Regions from separate parts of the Mus musculus genome. Here region 2 is linked to region 1. The links are chromatin contacts, found by Hi-C or POLR2A ChIA-PET in ENCODE. All regions are on one chromosome and are shown on one strand. Each heading gives the region's core, a stretch centred on a gene start or an enhancer-like site at or near the end of the contact. The rest is flanking DNA. Distances are from core to core; before and after follow the strand shown.

Evidence for each region. Hi-C counts contacts between places; a loop is a spot of excess contacts on that map. ChIA-PET counts read pairs that join two places held with the same protein, here RNA polymerase II (POLR2A).
Region 2: POLR2A ChIA-PET joins it to region 1 with 16 read pairs in Patski. The contact joins the promoter of Lysmd2 here to the enhancer-like site in region 1. A Hi-C loop is called at or near these places in 1 of 37 maps with a recorded cell type or tissue (T-helper 2 cell). POLR2A ChIA-PET finds 5 or more read pairs at or near these places in 2 of 5 experiments (Patski and embryonic stem cell).

The regions. Positions count from the first base shown.
Region 1 is chr9:75,538,567-75,546,204 of GRCm38, forward strand. All of the region lies in intron 1 of Tmod3 (tropomodulin 3), which reads right to left. Among named protein-coding and RNA genes, the nearest start is that of Tmod3, 17 kb to the right of the region's middle. Within about 2 kb of position 3,170, at least 1 of the 3 ENCODE cell types and tissues checked has a DNase peak (open chromatin) inside an H3K27ac peak, as active enhancers do.
Region 2 is chr9:75,622,725-75,630,362 of GRCm38, forward strand. It overlaps Lysmd2 (LysM, putative peptidoglycan-binding, domain containing 2), which reads left to right and starts at 3,008. Exons shown (of 3, transcript NM_027309.2): 1 at 3,008-3,313. The coding sequence starts at 3,041.

The DNA of each region.
Region 1 (7,638 bases), core at 1,920-4,419:
AGTCAGGACAACTGGCACTAAGGACCTGAGTCTGACCCCTAGCACTCACTGGTGGAGGGAAACAATGATTCCAGACAGTCATTCTTCGACCTCTACCACGGCATATATATCCCTTCCACAAACCATCATTATTGTACCTCACTCATATCTACTTATTTTCTCCAAGCTTCTGTTTTTATAGAGGAAGGTTTTAACACAGATTATGTTCTAAAAGCAACTGTGGAGTTCAGAGATACGGTCTCTCAATATCCTTGTTCCATCATCATTTCCATAGGGTAGGCTTGAGTTTCCAGGATCATCTATCTGTTCTCTTTGCACACCCATGATCCTGCAGTTCTCTGGTTAAACCTCTGTGCAGATTCACATCTCTACCTACAACAGGACTGGGCAAACTGTAGACAGTGACCTTCCTTCTTACCTATGTTCACCTACCTCTGATGAATTCTATACATTGACCATTCTTGAATTTTACCTCCAATATGGACTTTTCTTCTGAACTCTATATCTGAAAAATAACTTCCCATGTATGCATAAGAACCCACCAGGTGGTGCTGGCACACACCTTTAATCCCAGCACTCAGGAGGCAGAGGCAGGTGGATTTCTGTGAGTTTGAGACCAGTCTGGTCTACAGAATGAGTTCCAGGACAACTAGGGTTGTTATACAGAGAAGCTGTCTTGAAATAAAACAAAACAAATAAAGATGCAAGAGCCCATATGTCTACCCTTCTCCCTGCCCCTTGCCATCTTGCTCATAACAATAAACGGCAACTTGGTTGCTTTGGTCAAAAATCTTGAAGTTAACTTTGACTTCTCTCATATTCCACATCCAAACTATGTGGATCCTGCAGAGCCAAGTCCTATACTCTACACTCTATAAAATAAACAGTTATCTTCTTTTTTAATGGAAGGGTTTTCCTCTTAATCTTTGTGTGTGTGTTCGTGCGCACGCACACATGTGCGCTTTACCCACGGAGTCATCTTCTCAGTCCAACTCAAGAATTTGTAATTGTAAACCAATTATAATTGTGTATATTTGTGGTGTATAATGTGATATTTAAGCCTTTACTGAGATAATTGTAGAGTCACACACAGTACAAAGAAATAATATAGAAGAATGTCTTCCACACTGTGTCTGTTTTGCAAAACCACAGATCACAAGGAAGACATTGATCTTGACCCATTCCATTGGTCTTACCCCATCTCCCCAGTTTTACATGCAGTCCTATGTATGTGTTTGTATTATAGTCTTTTTTTTCTTTTTTTGAACACCAGCATAAATTCATGCATCTAGCCCCACTGTCAAGAAGAAGTTTAACCCACAGGACTTCTCCTGTTGCCCTTCTATAGCCACACCCACCAACCTCTCTCACACCCAGCAACTGTTTTGACCTGTTTCTAAAATTGTGATATTTCAAAGATATATTCAGATGGTTGTGGTAGCTCTTGCCTGCAATCCAGCATTCCAGAAACAGACAAAGGAGGATTTCTACAAGCTTAGGGCCAGCCTGGTCTACATAGCTCCAGAGCAGCCAGGGTTACATAAAGAGATTGTTTTAAAACAAAACAAAACAAAACAAAACAAAACAAAAACAAAAACAAAAAAAGTAGAATCACAGTTTTGAGATTAGCTTTTGTCACCAAATATAAATCCCTAGGAATTCATCCAAGTTACTACATTAGTTGTCTGTTCTCTGCTATAGTTCACAGTAATGTTATATATATATGCCACTGATATTCAGATAAGTTATCTGGAAATCAAACACAGGGCCTTGTGTATGCTATACAAGTACCCTACTACTAAGCCATACCTCCAGCACCCAACTCTATGTCTTGACTTATAACAAATAAGTTGGCTATGAAGATCCATGTGCATGCTTTTGTGTGACCATAACAGCATTAATCAGCACTGCTTATGATATCTAACAGTATCAAATCCTAATAAAAATAAAAGTCAAATGGTCTTAAAGGGGTCCACAAGGACTCAAAAGACACCCTAGGCCCTGACTCATCTCTAACCATTCACCTCTTAACTCAAAAAGCTCCACCAATTCTGACCTTATCGCTCTTCTTCCAGCAAAGCAGGCACACTTAGTGCCTAAGTGTTCCTGTACCTGGACTACTCTGTACTCACGCGGCCCGTGCTGCTGAGCACTGTTCACGACCGCGTCTTACAGAGCAGCAGGCCTTACAGGTCCCTGCTATTACCTTCCTTTTCTTTCCTGCTGCAGTCCCTCCTGCTGTATATCAGGCATTGTACATTAGGGATTCCTGTCTAGTCTGTCACTGTGCTCTAACTACAGTCAGGCAAGCTCTTAGCTAACCTTAACACAGAGAAAAAGCAAGACACACACTAAGGACTAATGCAGCAAACCAACTCCAGAGTCACTCAATCCACAATTGTCAAAATTATTCAAACAGTAACCTTTTAACTTTATATGACAACAATTTTTAGGGTATCTCTCCAATATTTCAGTTTTCATTTCTGAACACTATATATCACTAGCAGGCCTAGAACTTGCTATGTAGACCAGGCTAGTCTTGAACTCACAGAGCTCTGCCTGCCTCTGCCACCCAGTTTTGGGGGACTTCTGTTTGTTTGAGACAAGGCATGACTTTGAATCCCCTGGCTGGCCTAGAATTCTCTGCATCATTTTAAAATATTTGATTTTAAAAATAAAAAAGGGAGCCAGCAAAGTGGGTGACACATGCTTCCAAACCTGCCTACCTGAAACTGATTCACGTCCTCATGGTAAAAGAAGAAAACCAACTACTGAAAGTTGTCTTCCGACCTCAAGTGCATGCATGGGCCTGCCTCAACACACACAAACTTAAAAAATAAACACAAACAAAAATGAAATAAAACAGTTACAGCATAGTCCAGCCCGTTCTCCCACTGCCACAGCCCAAGTTGGGTTGTTAAAAGTGAGATCTTTAGGTTCCAGAAGCATAAGGGGAAAAGAACAAAACCGGAAGTTACCAGGCAGCCCAGCAAACCTGTTAGGGCCAGAACAAAGAGCTTTAATTAGACGGAGGTTACAGAGGGCAAGGGCAACCTTACCGCAGAAAGCAGCCAGACCACTTCAGCCAATGTTACAAGAAAATACTTCAACAGGTTACTCATGCCACTTCAAAAGCAATCTGTCAGTGCGAACCCGAGAGACTTTGGGGCTCCCATGTGAGTAAGCTACTTCCTGTCATGGTTCACTGCTGCAAACTGCTCCCCCTCCCAGTGACCCCTACTGCTATCTTGGTGGAGTCATGGCAACAGATGAGAAGAAGCAAGGTGAGAGAAGAAGCCATCCTGAGAACCAAAGACAAATGCCAAAACAGGAGCTCCTGAAGCGTGCTCAGTGTCTTAATCCCAGTGTTTGTATTCTGGTTAACTTAAAAGCCTTCTACCAGCTATCCTACGAATAAACCAAAGAGTGCTCAGCCATAAATAAACGGCTAACTGTTCCAAGTGTATAATGGGGGATTAATCTGAGTTTTTTTTTTTCTTCCCTTTCTCTCCCAAAGGAGAAGTACAGCTATGACTCACTCTTCCTTCTACAATAATGTTCTTACTCTACCAAGTTAATAAGAATCAAACTAATTACAAAAATCCTAAGACTAGGCTAGGTCTAAAAGAGGGAGCTGAATGCCACGTAGAGAACAAAGATAGTGCCTTTCTCAGCTCTGTCCCTTCTGACTTTCTTGTACTTAAATATTTATTATTTATTGCTTTATTTTGGGATTGAGCATGAATTGTTAAACACTCTCATTTTTCAATCCACCCTCAAATCAATGCATACATTTATTAAAGGCCTATTACTTTTCATGTGTTATGGGAGGGGGCTAGACTGTCAGGACACGGACGGGAAAAGGCTCATAGGACCAAGAGGAAAGGTCTTAGAGAAAATGATACAGAACACAGTCTTCTTTTCTCTCTGCACTTTAGAAATAAATGTTTTTCAAACCAACTTTAAGAGCTCACGAGGACCCAAGATAAGGCACAAAAACACACAGGCTTCGATACTCAACAGTTCCTTAAGGCATAGAAAAGACACGGGCTGCCATACTCAACAGTTCCCTAAGGTTGAGTCTAAGCACAGACACAGCACTCATTTTCTGTTGAATTCAAAACAGTGCTGACCAGCAAAGTGTGAGCAAGTAGCAAAAGCAAACTTGATTCTGCCCTGGGCAGGAGGCAGGGCTCCTCCCTGTTCATTTCCCCTCACAGCCACAGGTGAGTGGAACCCCATCTTCTAGCAACACTGTATACCAACAATTATGCTGCAGGGAAGAGTGGGGAGAACATCACTGCTCAGATGCAAACCAAGTGCCCCTAAATGAGGAAACTGTACTGAGAAAAACCATTCTCAACATAATGCCATCAGTGATGCTTGCAGGCTTGCCGGTGACCAGCTAATACGGTGTCTGGGTGTCTGAATGAAAGCTGTCCCCAAAGTTTAGATAAACTAATCAGATAAGGGTCAATTAGATAAGGTTTTTGGTCAAGTATGGGAGAAAATGCTTTTAGAGACTGCTAAAACTAATGCAAACCACCAAAATAAGCCCACAAGACATGGATATAAAAATATCCTTGGGATATTTTTATATGAAGATTTCACAAATAAAGTTGGGTGTGGTGGTACATACCAGTAATCTTAGTACTTTAAGGTCGACTTGGGCTGTATAAGACACTGTCTTAAGCCAAAACAAAACCAAGACGTTTCCCAATCAGTGACTGTAAAACAAATGCAATGAACACACATTGTCTTTTTGGGGAGCAGAGAAAAAAGACCTCACTCTGTAGCTTTGGCTGGCCTTCCACTACGTGTAGCCTAACATACATGTATAAGCCATACCCTAAGCTTGCAGTGATCCTCCTGCTGACCCCAGATCTCAGATCACAGGCATGCACAACAACACCTGGTGAAGGTTGGTTGGTTTGTTTCTTTGCTTTTTGAAACAAGATCTTACACAGTCTGATCCTCCTGCCTCCACCTCCTAAAGTCCAGGATTATAGGTAGGCATAGTATTACGTATACTAACTCCAGAATAATGGATGAATGAACTTGGCCAGAACATTAAACCACACAGACACAAACCAACTTGAACATGTTCTATATGGGAGCTAGAGAGACAGCACAGCAGTTAAGAACATGTTGCTGGGTCAGAAAATTCTGCTGAACTCCCAGAACCCACATGGTGCTCACAATCATCTGCCACTGCAGCTCCAGGGACTCTGACCCTCCTCTCTCTGGCCTCCTTACACATAAAATAAGCACAATGCTAATTGGTATGTTTGTGCACCACATGTGTGCCTGGTGACTACAGAGGCCCCAAAAGGCATCATACTTCTTGAGACTAGAGTTATAGACAGTTGTGAGCTGCCATGTGGGTGCTGGAAATCTAACCCAGGTCCTCTGGAAGAGCAGCCAATATTCTTAACCCTTGAACTCTCTTGAGCCCTAAAATAAAGTTCTTAAAGTTTCCCTCTACTTGATTCCACTAGTTTTCATTCTTTTGGACCAGATTTAAATTTTTTTCTTTCTAAAAAAAATTTATTCTTCCCCCTTTAGCAGAGGTGAGTCTTATTAGCTCATACTTGGGATAAAATGGTATATTTATAAAACATAATGGAAAAACCTTAAATTTAAAAAATAAGTTTTCAAAGTAAGCTAAGCACATTCCTCAAAGACCCTTTCTGTGCCTCTATTTTCTGAATGTCTTGAAGCTCTTACCTGAGATCTGTAACAAACTATGACAAATTTAAGTGCTTGGTAGAGTTTAAATATCACAAAAGGAGGGGGGAAAACCCTCCAGAAAAATCCAAAATCCTTTGGAAGAAAAAAGCCTAATGGGCTGTTTGACTCTTAGCACCATCCAGACCACTGCTCACAACCGCCTGTTACTCCAGCTCCAGAGGGATCCCATACCTCTGGCCTCTGTGGGGACAGACAGACAGGCAGGCAGACAGGCTCTCTCTCCCTCCCTCTCCCTCCCCCCTCTCTAAATAACACTCTAAAAGAAAAGAATCAAAAAGAAGAAAATTAAAAAGAGAGCAGGGGCCCCCAGCCCCTACCCATGAACAAGGGTCAGCAGATCTAGGAACTTAACTGGTGCTCTGGCTTTGAACAAGTCTATCTCCTCTCAGTTTCCTGTACCAGATGAATAGTCGAGGTGGCGCTAGTCTGGCAATCCCTGTATGTCCATGGCAAACACTGCAAATCAAACACCATATTTCCAGAGCCCAGGTTCTGTCTTAGCCTGCTAGCCCAGCCACTAGGAAAGGACTCACCCAGGGCTAAGATCTGGTCACTTTCGGGGATTTCAGGGGTTCCTGTCTTTCTAGATGTAACAGGCATGAGCTTAAAGAAACACCATTTGACGCGACCTTAAAAAAAGAAGAACATAGCACTGACTTGCCCTTGTCACTGCTAGGATGAACAATGTACACGCAGAGAGGAAAACCATGAAAGCTGAGAAAACCACGGTAGGCAGATGCAAACATTTCAGAAAAGGGACTCGAAAAGCCAGATCAACTAAAGAAAGAAAGAAAGCCACAAAGAAAGGAAGAAAAAATAAAGCAATGAAGTCACACGTGGGCCATGCTGTTAACTAGAGGAGGAGAAGTTCTAGTGGCATGATCACACTGGTGAAGGCCTCCTCCACACCAAGCCGACTCCAACTGGGATTTCTTATCCTTCCACTGACTCCATCATAAAATTAAAATGTCTCTATGAGAACATAAGTGGTCAGCACACCTTTAAGTCAGGAACGAATGCAAAAAAGTTTCAATCATGAATGTACCATTGTGATTAGTGTTATGATAAAACATTCAAAGGAACACACGGACTTCTCTTTTTTTTTTTTTTTTAAAGATTTATTTATTATATGTAAGTACACTGTAGCTGTCTTCAGACACTCCAGAAGAGGGAGTCAGATCTTGTTACAGATGGTTGTGAGCCACCATGTGGTTGCTGGGATTTGAACTCCGGACCTTCGGAAGAGCAGTCGGGTGCTCTTACCCACTGAGCCATCTCATCAGCCCTACACACGGACTTCTTGCCTACTGTGCACACCCAGAGCCTTCTTGTGGAGCCTCCTGAGCACTGGCAGGACAGCTGTGAGGGAGTGAGCCCGCACCCTCAGCCGTGGTCTCTCACCAAGATAAAGTCAGGTTTCAGGCAGTGCTGTTACTGCCCAGCCGGCTACTCCCTGCAGTGTACTCGATAAACCTGTTTGTGACATACTCAATAAACCTGTTTTCTTCCTACTTTGGTAGGAATTCACTTACCATATATTTTGGCCAATCTACCACATTTTCTCTTACTGAAAAAAGAAAAGAAAAAGCTGGGAGTGGTGGTGTACACACCTGCAGTCCCAATGGTGGGGAAGTAGAGGCAGGAGAATGGTCACAAGTCCGAAGGATAGCCAGGTTTATAGATGAAGTTTCAAGGAGCCAGAACTACACAGTGAGACCCTGTCTCAAAAAGGAGGGGGGTGGGGAGGAGGGAAATTGGAATTTAAGGAAAGGGCCTCTGGGAAACAGATCTCATCAAAGCTTCAGTTTAATTTCAGGTCATGTTCTAGGGAGATTAGCAGTCCTCCATTACTTATTAACATCTGTCTCTTAAGTTAGACCTATTTTA
Region 2 (7,638 bases), core at 1,758-4,257, 84 kb after region 1:
TATATGTTGAAATCTTAACCTTCCTGGCCAAGGATAAAAGAAGAGCTTTTTATGGGTGATTAGATTGAAAAAGGATAGGAATGAGTTACTCCTTATAAATCAGATCCAAGCTTATTGTCACTTTCCACTATGTAAGAATACATCAAGAAGGTGTGTATGAACATGGACAAAGGCTCACCAGACACTGGATATGATCTCCCCAACATCTTGGTGTTCTCAAGTTCTACAACTGTGAAGAATAAGCTCCTGCTGTTTATAAACTACCCCACATGTGCTATTTTGTCAGCACAATCCCAATGAACTAAGACAAACACTAACAAAGGAGTCTTTAAACAGTACCATTAAGCCAAATCTTTTGAAAACGTTTTATTTTATCATTGTTTTGTTTTATTGATACAGAATCTCCCTTACTATGTTGTTGATACAGATCTGGATCTTGCTTTACAGAGCATCTTGGCCTCAAACTTGCAGAAAGTTCTTGCTTCTGCTCTAAGTGCTTGGGTTTTGGGAGTACACCACAGTGCTCAGCGCATTGACTCAAGTCTTGAGGAACACTTACTAGTTAGAATAGTTCTACTCCAGCTATTATCAGCCTTGCTTGTAAACATTTCAGAATTGCCTGTTGAATTGTTCGGACTCCAGTCACTGAGACAAAGTGTCTGAGGTAATCAAGCTACAAAGAAGTGGAAAGTTAGTTTCAGTTTTTAACTTCAGGAATCTCAGTACAGTCTGTCTGCCCTATTGCCTTTGTTCTTATAGCAGAGATTTATCACAGCTGGGAGTGCACACAGAACCAATGCAGACCTTAATATTTTTCTATTGAACTTCAGGTACATGTAATAATGTGTATTTTTTTTTTATTATTCTATTGAAGTAGGCATTGCTGGAGCTTAAAAAAAAATATTGGGAAAGAACCAGTGATGCCTCCGGGAGTATGTATCTGGTGGAGATAAGGTAAATGCACAAATGTTTCAAAGAAAACACAGTTCAAAACTGAACAAGATGCACAAACCACCCTGGAGGGTCTATGGGGAAATAATAACTGGGCAGGCTGGGCTAGGGACAATTTGGGGAGAATCAGAAAAAGAATCCCATGGAGAATATAGCCTTTGATTCTAGCCTATGCACTGCCCAAGAGCACTATTTGAAAAAGGGACCTTAAAGATGGAAGAAATCTGGGAACAATGGATTGGGAATCTACTTCTAGCATTTACTGTGCTTATGGGATCAGCCGAGCTCAGGAGCTCTAGACCAGCTTTGGCAGCATGAGTCCCAGGCAACAAACACAAAACAAATTGGATGTAGTGAAACGCAGGCAATCCCAGCACTCTGGAGGCTCAGGCAGGAGGATTTTGAGTTTAAGGCCATCCTGGCCTATACAGGTCAGACCGTGTTTCAGAAAAAGAACACTAAAATGCAGGGGCCAGAGGTGTAGCTCATCTGGTAGAGAGCTTGCTGAGGTTCAGCCCACAGCACAGCACCAACCACTTGTGATGGTACAGTCTGTAATCCTAGTAACAGTAGCGGCGGCAGGAACCAAGAGATCCAGGCTACAGGGAACCTTTTCTTCAAAATAGAGCTGGAGAGATAGCTCAGCACTTAAGAGAGTGTCTTGTTCATTTAGAAGACATGGATTTGGTTTTTTAGCGATTACATCGGGCAGCTCACAACCACCTGCAATCCCAGCTCCAGCGGATCTGTCAGCCTTTTCTGGCCTCCGCGATCACCCAAAACGCATACAGAACACACACACATAGATAAAAAAAAAAAAAAAACCTAAAAGTGGACAAATGAGCAGTAGACAGGGTTTTGGGAGAATACTGTTGCTGATGGAGGGAACAACACAGGCGAAACATGAAGATGGGAGTAAGGAAGGAGGTTAAGTTTTCTGGTCAGGATGCGGTATATATGTGAAAAGTAAAAACAACTGACTTGGGTGCCAATGTGGGTTTATATTCAGGGAAAAACTGAAGAATCTTTAAGGGGTGGGTGATACTGGGGACTACTGCTGCCGCTCTTCTTCCTCCAGTGTGTCCTAAACGGTTTCTTTTGTCTTTGTGGGCACAGCAACATACCAAACTTCAGAAAACCAATGAAACAAGAGAACTCTTCTCTTCTACCTAGAGTCGGGTGTGTGTGTGTGTGTGTGTGTGTGTGTGTGTGTGTGTGTGTGTGTAAGGGGATTGGGGTGGGGATGAGGGAAGGATGGATGAACGGGTGGGGGTGGCATCTCTCAAGAGTTAGGGCAGAAGACTCCAGTTAACTCTGCACAAGCCTAGGCCTGAAACTGGCACTGGTCTTCAAAGAGGAATGGACTACCAACAATTGGAGGGTAGTCAGCTCCCAGCAGACTACCCAGCAGGCCTGAGTACCAAACAGAAAGACTTAGTATACATAGGTCGGTGATAAGAGCACTGGCTTAGTGTGTGACTGAGGTCAGTACCTTGTCAAGGGTGTGCGCGTGAGTTGTGCGTGTGTGTTGGGAGGATGTCAGAAGACCTGTACCACCCAGGTGGACAGGGACCTGTATCTATGTTCAGTGATCTTAAGGTTTCCTGCCACCGAGATTTTGATGTCATTAAGGGGGTACCACTGAGCAAGCAGGCTGCCCAATGAGGAATCCGGAAAGGCAAGCAAAGCTTGGTGGGGGTGTACTGTGGCCAGGGCAGGCTTTGGGCGGACTCTTTCTTGTCTGCACGGTTTTGGGGTCCACATGGGTCCCAGGACTCCTCCGTGGGCCTCTGTCGGCTCACGGGCCTCGGCGAGCTCCCGCTTCCGCAGGGCCTTCTCCGACAGGACCCGCACACTGCAGTCCGGGCTCAGCTCCCTTAACCCCACCAGCACACGGACCTCTGGGGCCGTGGAGAAGCCGGCCGCGGAGGGCGGCGCGCGCCATGCAGGTCCCGCAGCTCCCCGCCTCGGCCTCGCGCCTGCCGCCCCCGCGGCACGGCCAGCCGCAGCCCCAGTGAGGAGGAAGAGGCGGAGGAGGAGGCGCCGCCCCCTTGGCGAGCTCGGCGCCCGGGCGGCCTTGGCAGGACCCATGGCGGATCTCTCGCCTGCGCCGGCCCTGCGGGAAGGCGGCCCCCGTGCGCACCGGCCCTCGGCGCCCTCCCCTCCGCCGCGCTCTCGCTCCACCTCGGAGCCCGAGGAGGCCGAGCTGTCGCTGAGCCTGGCCCGCACCAAGACCCGCTCGTACGGCAGCACGGCCAGCGTGCGGGCGCCTCTGGGCGCCGGCGTCATCGAGCGCCATGTGGAGCACCGGGTCCGCGCCGGGGACACGCTTCAGGGCATCGCGCTCAAGTACGGAGTCACGGTGAGCAGGGCGCGCCGCCGCGGCCCCGGACCTGCGGCCCTCGGGCGGGGTCGGGGGTGGGAGCGGAGGGTGGGGAACAGGCCGTGCGTCCCCGCGTCCCCGCGCCGCATCCCAGCGCGCACTGCTGCAACTGCAGTGGGCGCCTAAGCTGCTGCTGCTGCTGCTGCTGCTGCTGCTGCTGCTGCTGCTGCGGAGAGGGGCGGCCGCCAGAGCTCCCCCGACCAGCTAGTGCATGGCCTTCCCAGTGCCCTGCCAGTCTCAGCTCGTATCTGTCGCGCGAGAAACAAGGAGGCCCGCGTTTTGGGCACTACCCACAGCCACCTTTCCCCGTTTTCCTCCCCGGAGCTCACTACCTATTTACTCAAAGCCACACCGATACGAATTCTGCGCTGTGTAAACAAGCTGTGATGAGTCAGGATGTACAGTTCTTCCCGTGGATGGTTCTGGTTCTATCGATTCTGCTTCTTTATTTAGAAGTGAAATTACACCCCTGTGCTCACTGGCGACCCTGAACGTGACACCTGTCTAAACAGCAGCCTGGAACTGTGGTCTAGGTGAGCTGGAGGGCCGTGTTTTACGAATTTATAAGGGTGTGCGTCTTGGGTATATTTCATTACACCTTGGGGAAGATCACGGAAACCCGAGGGAACAAATTGTTTCATTAAAATTACTTATAATTAACTGTGAGCTGTGTGATGGCCTTTTTACATTGGAACTCAGTATCCGTTTTCAATGATCTTTCCTGAAAGCGTCGGGGCAGCAGTCAGAATTAAAATGATCTCGCCTGTATCTTCAGAGTAACCTATTTTGCATATTTAACCAGGTGTTTGTTTACCAGCAAGTCTTTCTATCTATCATTTAAGCGTTTTGAGAGCTTGATCAAACCATTTTGAGACCCTTCTCCACAGTTCTAAATGTTCTTACAGCCTGCCTTCAAGCATTCACTGAGGGCTGGTTTGGGTCAGAGCCTAGGAAAAACAGAACTGAAAAAAAAAATCTAAGTGTATGAGTGTTTTGCCTGAATTAATGTATGTGCACCTTCTGTGTGCCTGGTGCCCAGAAAGACCAGAAGAGGGTGTCAGTTACCCTGGTAATGAAGTTACAGAGGTTTTGTAACTCATCATGCATGTGCTGGGAATTGAACCCTGGTTCTCTGAAAGAGCATCCTGTGCTTTTAACTACGGAGCCACCTCTCCTGCTTCTGTTTGTTTCCGCGTTTTTCTTACTTAATTTGGCTTTCATAAGAAGCCTAAGGGGAGACAGGTGTGGCTCATCTTTCTGCAGATGAGAAGGTAGATAAGTGGTCAGGGTATTTCCAAATATGGTTATTACCAAGACCGGCTTGAGTTGACACAGGGATAAAGGGTCTTCTTTGCTCTAAATATTACTTCCGGTTTGCATTCTTAGCCAGAGCTTTCGGCATCCTGCTCACTGAAGGAGGAGGGTCACTTTTGTCTGGTTTCTGTGCATCTTAGCTACTAGGCTAGTATGTGTATACTTATGAATCTGTGATATCCAAAAGAGGCCATTATTTTTTCTGTTCTCTCCCATGTGACACACGTTCTTCTGGAATTGCTTGCTTCTGCTAAACACATACTTAGTGTGATGTAGACTTCTGTTCAAATGCTTTCGAACCTGTGATTTGTCTAAAGCGGATTGTGCTACTTTTAACTTTATTATCCTTTCCTATTAAAGTATAAATCAGATTGTCCTTACTTTTATAAAGGCTTCTGATCTTTTTATTTTATTTTTTAAAATGTTATTCATTTTATGTGCAGGGGTGTTTTGCCTGCATGTATGTCTGTGTACCACATGTGTGCCTGGTGCCTGTGGAGGTCAGAAGAGGGCAAATCCCTGGGACTGGAGTCAAAGTCTGTTGTGAGCCATCACCACATGGGTGCTGAGAATAAAAACCTGGTCCAGGGTAGAGCAACCAGTGCTCTTAACTGCTAAAGTGTCTTGCCAGCCCCAACTTCTGATTCTAATGTAAATTCAGATGTAAAGAATTAGGTACTTAATCTCTGGTCATAATTAGTCTATAATGTGATTTCTCAACTTCAACACTATTTTTAATACATTTTAAAAATTTTTTAGTGTTTTGAAGCCAGGGTCTCATGTAGTCTAGGTTGGCCTTGAACTCCCCATGTAGGTAAGGATGACCTTGAAGTGCAGATCTTTCTGCTTTCACCTGCTGGAGTAAGGTGTGCATTCCGTGTGACATTCTGTTCATACAGATGGAAAGATTCCGTGTTTCAGGAGGCTGTCCTGAGCATTGTAGGGTATTTCACAGTACCCAGCTCTTCCCACCAGACACGAACCCTTCTATTCTTGTCTGCACATGGCTGGATGTTCTTCTAAAGGCAACATCACGCCTGTTTTTTGTTTCTTCCTTATTTGTTTTTGGCCTTTCAAGACAGGATTTCTCTTAGCCTTGACTGTCCTGGAACTCACTTTGAAGACCAGGCTAGCCTCCAACTCACAGAGGTTCACCTGCCTCTGTCTCCAGAGTGCTGGGACTAAAGGTGTGCGTGTGTCACCACTGCCTGGCTCCTTTATTCTTAGCTCATTGCTTTGATGAAATTGTTTTGGAGGTGCTCCCATTGGCTATACAGAACCAGGGAATGTGATAATGCTTATCTTAAGCTAGATGTGGTGGCGTACACCCATAACACCAGTACCCATTGAGGAGGCTGAGGCTGGACGGTTACTGGGAATTCCATGTCAGCCTGGGCTACATATAGAGTATTGGAGTCAGGGCTGCATAATAAGATGATGATATGAACAACCGAAACCATCAACCAACCAACCAAACCAAACCCCTTCCCATAATGACCAAGCGGTATTCTTGCTTTATTATTTTTGGTTTTCTGAGACAAGGTTTCTCTCTGTAGCCCTGACTGTCCTGGAACTCGCTCTGTAGACCAGGCTGGTCTTGAACTCAAAAGATCTGCCTGCCTCTGCCTCACAAGTGCTGGGATTCAAGGCACATGCTCTCACCACCTGGCTCCTAAGGTCTCTCTTCCCAATGACTCTAGCTTGTGTCAAGTTGGCATAAAATCCACCCAACAGAGTAGGTTTTGTTTTGTTTTGTTTTGTCTTGAGATAAGGTTTCTCTGTATAATCCCAGTCTGACTTTGAATTTGTAACCCTGCCTCAGCCTCTGGAGTGCTGGTATGCATCGCCATGCCTGACCGTAAAGGATTATTCTGGCTGCTGCTATGATGATAGACTGTATGGACCAGGACCAAAGGGAACAAGCTAGGATGAAGGCTTTGTAGTGATGCAGTGAACTAGAAGAATAACTAGGATAACAGCAGTGAAGAAGGGAAGATGTAGTGAGAAGTGGCCGGGGCTGGGTCCTCTGCTGATCCTGTCAGTTGTGTCTCATCTGTAACCCAGGGGCCACACAGGAACCAGCTGGGAATGTGATGTAGGATACAGTTATACACTCACTTGACACATTGTGAATCTGTATTTTGGCAGCTTGATTGCAGGGTTCTCACCTAGGAGCTTTCTTTTCTTGTGTCAGTCACAATGTAAAAAAGACTGTGTCTGCCTGCTCTGCTTCCTTGTTTACTGTTTCCATTGAGTATATCTGACTCAGACATCTGCCGGGAGACCCAGGGGGCCTCTCTGTAGGAAGAAGAATTCTGTTCAATTGAGCCAGATCGCCAGGCAGTGGTGGCTAGCACATGCCTTTAATCCCAGCACTTGGGAGGTAGAGGCAGGCGGATCTCTGAGTTCGAAGCCAGCCTGATCTACAGGACATCCATGGCTACACAGAGAAACCCTGTCTCGAAAAAACAAACAAACAAACAAACAAACAAACAAACGGAATTGAGCCAGGTCAATTAGCCCCAGTTCTTTTTCCAGTGAGTTGGAAAATATGGTATTTCTACAGTGTCCTTTCTTCAGTAACTCACCAATAACCCATACTCATCATTTCTTCCTCTACTTGTATGGGACCTGGGTTACTTAAGGCCTATGTTAGACACCAAGGTTACATGATACAATGTCCTCTCTTTCTAGCAGGTCCTTCATGTGTGTATGAACTCAGTCCATAAAAATTCTGGGTGGTAAGGGTTTGTAGCCTGTGAAGTGGAGCAGGCTCTAGAAGGGAGGATCCTAGACTGGGACTGAGTGAGGATGCACAACCTGCTGAAGATATGAAATGCAAGAATTGATTGGAAGCCTATTTCCTTTCTTTAAAAAAAAAAAAACAAATTAAAGTGGGGTTGGAGAGATGGCCCAGTGGTTAAGAGCACTTGCTGCTCTTTCAGAGGACCTGGGTTTGGTTCTCAGCACCCACATGACTTACAACCATC